Linked DNA regions of Homo sapiens: region 2 is linked to region 1. A link is a contact called in ENCODE Hi-C or POLR2A ChIA-PET data. All regions are on one chromosome and are shown on one strand. The core of a region is the stretch at or near the end of the contact, and the rest is flanking DNA. Distances in the headings are between cores, read along the strand shown. Region 1 overlaps UBL3 (ubiquitin like 3). Region 2 holds the start of LINC00572 (long intergenic non-protein coding RNA 572).

Evidence for each region. A loop is a pair of places that touch in the nucleus more often than their neighbours do. ChIA-PET counts read pairs that join two places held with the same protein, here RNA polymerase II (POLR2A). Pooled maps may share reads with other maps.
Region 2: a loop to region 1 is called in a pooled map, with 2.9 times the contacts of the local background. The contact joins the promoter of LINC00572 here to the enhancer-like site in region 1. A Hi-C loop is called at or near these places in 3 of 37 single-sample maps with no recorded cell type and 11 of 50 pooled maps. POLR2A ChIA-PET finds 5 or more read pairs at or near these places in 3 of 52 experiments (CD4-positive, alpha-beta T cell, GM12878 and PC-3).

The regions. Positions count from the first base shown.
Region 1 is chr13:29,816,691-29,819,390 of GRCh38, reverse strand. All of the region lies in intron 1 of UBL3 (ubiquitin like 3), which reads left to right. Among named protein-coding and RNA genes, the nearest start is that of UBL3, 33 kb to the left of the region's middle. Within about 2 kb of position 1,255, at least 2 of the 41 ENCODE cell types and tissues checked have a DNase peak (open chromatin) inside an H3K27ac peak, as active enhancers do; they include GM12878, where a contact is called at or near this core.
Region 2 is chr13:29,925,297-29,927,996 of GRCh38, reverse strand. It overlaps LINC00572 (long intergenic non-protein coding RNA 572), which reads left to right and starts at 1,346. Exons shown (of 2, transcript NR_047501.1): 1 at 1,346-1,494.

The DNA.
Region 1 (2,700 bases), core at 6-2,505:
CAGGATTTCTGATATGGATAGCCTTGATGTGGTTAAGGGTAAATGCAACAAAATCACCTTACTTGGCCTTTGCCTTTCGTTTTACGCTTCATAGTTCTCCTTTTCTGTCCCAAAGCTAAACATGGGGTTTAACTCTCTCAGATTATATTTAGAGAGTCACTTAGGTGGGATTTTCTAAGCACTTTTATTTTAACTTTCATGAAAAATTTCAAACATACAGAAGTAGAGAGAATATTATAATAAAACTTCCATGTATCCATATCTCAGCTTCAACAGTTGTCACCTCATAGACAGTAATGTTTTATCTGTATTTGTACTTGCTCTACTTGCTCCTTCTAAATTATTTTGAATCAAATTCCACATCTTTCATAAATATTCCCAGATATGTAATATATAGTGATTATTTTTAAAACAACCATAATACTCTTATCACACCTTAAAAATTAGCAGCAATTACCTAATATTATCAAACACACAGATATAAAGCATGTAAAGATGCTGCTATCTTTTAGCAATTGAAAAATTAACATTTCAGAATGTGATTAGTGTTAAAGTGGTTTTTGTCTTGTGAACATTGTGAAGGGGAGAACGCATGGGAAAGGTCTTTTTAAATTCTGTCTGAGACAGTATTCTTAGAGTTCTGGGTTTTTTAGTCTTAAACTAAAATGAATTAAGTCTCAATTTGCTATCAAAATATACAAGCTGTTATACATTGGCCACTAAGGTGAAGTGCAAGCACACTTGTGATAGGCGTATTATGTGAAGTCAGAACTTTAAAAATAAGGAAACAAACACTTTTTTGAAAGGCTGGAAAAACTTCCTTAACATTTAAAAATAGTTCTTAAACAGAGAAAAATTTGTCAGGTGATTGATTGGCCTTAATTTGAGAAATTATTAGTTTTCATCTTCCTTTTTTATTGGAAGGAAAAGGAAGAAAATAGTTATTTGTGTACTTCTGATCAAGTGACCTAAACAGTTTTCTTTTTCCTTTGCTCTGTAAAAGATTAGTAGTCGTTTAAATAATTGATGTTAAGTGTCTCTGAATTCCTGTGTTTTGAAGGCTTTGCACATATTAACTTTCTCTTCCTGACTGAAAAGGATGTGTGTGATAGTATCTTTTTACTTAGTTAGTCTAAATTTAGATTTCTTGATCATGAATTAGAAAGCCTGTGAGTATATGTGAATGTTAGAGTATGACTGTTTTCTTATTTTTAGCTACTTTTGCTGCTGAACTTCCTTTTTTCACTGCTTGGTGCAGTTAAGGGTAAATGCAGAGCTGATTCTGGTGTAATGCAGCTTCTAGGACAGAACATTTGCATATAATATGTTCTATACCAGGAATTTGAAATGGGGACTAAATGCAATTTGTGAATGAAGCACCTTAATTTGCTAAACTAGGAGCTATGTCAGATTTTAAAAAATAAAGTTTTGCTGTCAGTTCAGGCTAGTATAAGTTATTTTCTGTAACTCAAATGATAAAAGCAAAAGTTTAAAACATTCTCTGGATCAAATCTAATTTTGAATTCCTGGCTTACAGAGAAAGCACTTGTTTATGTCTGGTTGCCATTTACCCAGCTCCCTGCTCTCCCATCTGTCAGAATGCTGACCCAGTTTGGGATTAGAATAGGGATTTACCACACGCACAAGTTTATACATGCATGCACACATGTACATGTGAATTTGTACGTATTTCACTTAACAAATTGGATTTTAGCATTGATCTTCTGCTAAATGGAATTTTAAAAAAATTATCTATGATTACTTTGCTTTTAGAGTTGGATTACAGATTACATTGAAAAAAATAGAAAACCTCCAGAAACGCTTTCCTTTCTAATACATTTCAGCTATTTTGCCTCTGGTCTCTTTCCTGTTCCTCCCCTGACCCATTCTTATTTCCATCACCTCAGCCGGCTTTATCATCATAACCCTGTACCCCTCCCCTACCAAGTAGAGCAGGGACTAAGCAGTGATTAAAACATTGGAGCAAACCTGAATGGCTTAATTCATTTAAAAAATTCGAAGGTTCTGCTGCCCATTTATCCATCAGATAAGAGGCAAAACAAACAGAAAAACTTAGCTTTAGTTATTACAGTTTATGTTTTCATCTTACGCGTGTTGCATACCAAGCTATGGTAACTGTAGACTTCCCCAAATGACATTCAGATTCTAAACTAGAAAATGCTTTTATTTATTTACTCCAGAATAAATAAAATGTCGCAGACAAGAAGGTAATGTATTTTCCTCCTAAAGTGACTTTAAAGATTGAGGTGGTTTAGTATTTAGCACTGAAACTTGGAATCAAACAGTTCTCAGTACAAAATGTCCAGGAATAATGAGGAAACGGCATGGCAGCACTGCCATGGTTTTTGTCTTTGGGGGATTGTTGTATGCAGGCAGGATAACTTTTGCGTCTCACATCTTGAATCCAGAGGTGATAGATAACCCTAATTTACCTAGCAGTTAGGTATAGCAGCAGTCTGCTACCTAGAGTTTATCCAAGAACAAGGAAATAGCAAATGTCTCCAAGCAATAAAAATATTACACAGATTCTTGTAACCAAATTTATAAACTTTACTCCTAGAAGATTTTCAGAGTTCAACATTGTTCCTTTTTTTTTTTTTTTTTTTTTTTTTTTTGAGACAGGGTCTTGCTCAGTCACCCAGCCTGGAGTACAGTGGCACAAACACAGTTTACTGCAAC
Region 2 (2,700 bases), core at 97-2,596, 110 kb before region 1:
AATCCAAAAATCTGAAATCCAAAATTATCCAGAATCTAAAACTTTTTTGGTTGCCAACATGCCACCACAAGTGGAAAATTCCGCACCTGGCCTTAGGTGACAGATGGCAGCTAAAACACAGTCAAAGCTTTGTTTCAGGCACAAACTCATTTAAAATATTGTATAAAATTACCTCCAGGCCATGTGCATAAGATGTATATGAAACATAAATGAATTTCGTGTTTGTTCAGACTTGGGTCCCACCACCAAGATACCTCATTATGTATATGCAAATATTCCAAAATCCAATATATATATATATATATATATATATATATATATATATATATATTCCAAATCTGATAAGAGATGCACACCCTGTAGAGCAAATCCAGATCTGTTCTGAGTTGGAAGTTCAGAAACTAATTCAGCAATGACTACACTTCTGGTGCTTGCAGTATCCCATAATTAGTTGGATGTCATAATAATCCCTATTCTCTTTTTTACAATGGCACTCTTACATCTTACAAAATACTTTAAAGGATTTAATGTTATTTTAAGAATTTTTGGATAAGTTCTTTAAGCCCACTGACAAAATTGAAACAATCCTGGGGGCTTGTGAAATCTGGGTTGGAGATTGTAGAACTTTGTTTTTAGAAGTATCATCTTTCCCTGAATCTTTCATTACCTACCTGATTTATTCAACTCTAATTTTGCAATAAAATGGAATTCTTTTTCTCTCAAATTTGTTTCCTTAAATCAGAATACCCAATCTAATTCCCATCTGTAGATCTGCAGCTTGTGGAATCATTTCATGTCATTCTTTTTAAATTGGCCAACAGCATCCATTTAACAAGCTATTTCCCATAGCAAAGATATCCTTAGTTATGATTTTGGATTTAAGCTGCACTAAAATATAAGGAAATATTGAAACCTTTGAAGAAAGCACTAACTTTACTTCCTTCTTCCAGATCTAGGGATCCCTGGTTACTCCTGAATTACTCCCATCATCCAAAGCTGCTCTCTTCTGCTTATATATAATTTGAGGGAAGCACAATTCTAAGAAGTTACGAACCACCCCTAAGTTATGACTTTTCTAAACATTCCAAGTATTATGATGACTTTCAGACTGGAGATTTGTGCTATCTGCCCAGTCAAAGTCAGCCAGCCATGGTGCATTCAGAACATGTGTTGTCAACAAAAACTGGCATCATAGAAGTGGCTAAAGGTGTACCTCACAGGCCTGGCATCAGGTTCATCAGAGGCACTGCACGTTGAGAAACAGTGGGGTAAAGTGACATCACCAAGGTGAACAGGTGAAATTCAGCTCCACCTTCAAAAGTTATTCTTAGGGAAGAAAATCATCTCTTCTCTCTTCCTCCTTCGGCTCCTGTTGGCCGGTGCCTTCCTGAACCTGAAGAATATCTTTGCTCTTTCCAACTCCCACATTCAAAACAGAGTCTTACAACTCAGCCACATTTTCTGCTGAGCCAGCCAGTGGGAACAAACACCAAGGTCTGTGGCAACCAAAGGTGTATGTGTGTGTGTGTGAGTGTGTGTGTGAGAGAGTGTGTGTGAGAGAGAATGTGAGTACATATTTATTTGTGTTTGTGTGTAGTGTGAGTGGGTGTATGTGTCTGAGTGTTTGCATGTGCGTGAGAGTGTCTATGTGTGTGTTGATATGTGCATTTGTGTGTTGTGAGTGTATGGTTGTGTTTGTGTCTGTGTGTGTGGTATGAGTGTGTGCATGTGTATCTCTGCATGTGTGTTTTTGTGGGGTTTGTGTGTATGCATTAATGTGTGTGGGGGCGGTATGTGTGTGTTTCTGTGTGTGTGTGTGTATTGCTTTTCTTCTAGTCTCCTCCTCCACGCCATCAGCCCACGCAATCCACACCTCATAAAACAGAACCCACATCTCCATCCTACTACAAGGAACTGGAGAAAAAAGAAAAAAAAACAAGCAACAAACCCTCCTGCCAGTCAGAGCCCAAGGAGAAAACTGGATGTAGATTTCAATCCACCCTCCCAGGTCTGCAGGTGTGAGAGAAGGTCACCTTTCTTGAATATCATGACAGTTTTCAGTGTGTGTGACTCATCTATGTTATTCCAGTTCTCCTTCATTAGGGGGATAAAATGCTTTTCTATATTTAATGAATGCCAGTGATTCAGGAGTTTGAGAGAGGTGGGCCCTAATTAGTCAAGCAGGGTTTCCATTACACAGAAAGCTTGAAAGGAAGGATTTTGGCTATTCCTGTGCCAGCAGCCAGAAGCCCAAGCCACACCAGAATAGGGAGGCGTCGTTTTGTTGTCAGTCACCAAGAGAACCAGAGAAAGAGTTGTGAAACCAGGCTAAGGCCCTGGCACTGGCTTCCTTGTCTGTAAAATGTGAGTGCTAGACTGGAGTTCTGGATCTCTGCCAGCTCACAGATGATATGACTCTCTAAAGTATTTGGTCAATATTAGGCAGTCCCCACTGGAAAGCTGGCTTAATAGACAACTTGCAGGCTTAGTCCTGAGAAAGCCTCATGACGTTACTAAGGAATATAGTAGAGAATCCAAAGAGGAGAGGGAGAACTCTACCTACTTTGGTGGAATAAATAGGGTTTTTTAATGAGAGAAGAGTAAGCCCTAGCCCAAATTGTGTAGCAGCCACGGTTCACGTCCAGCTCCTGCATAATCCTTTTTCCCTATCAATCTCAGTAAAGGATTTAAAATCAGTGA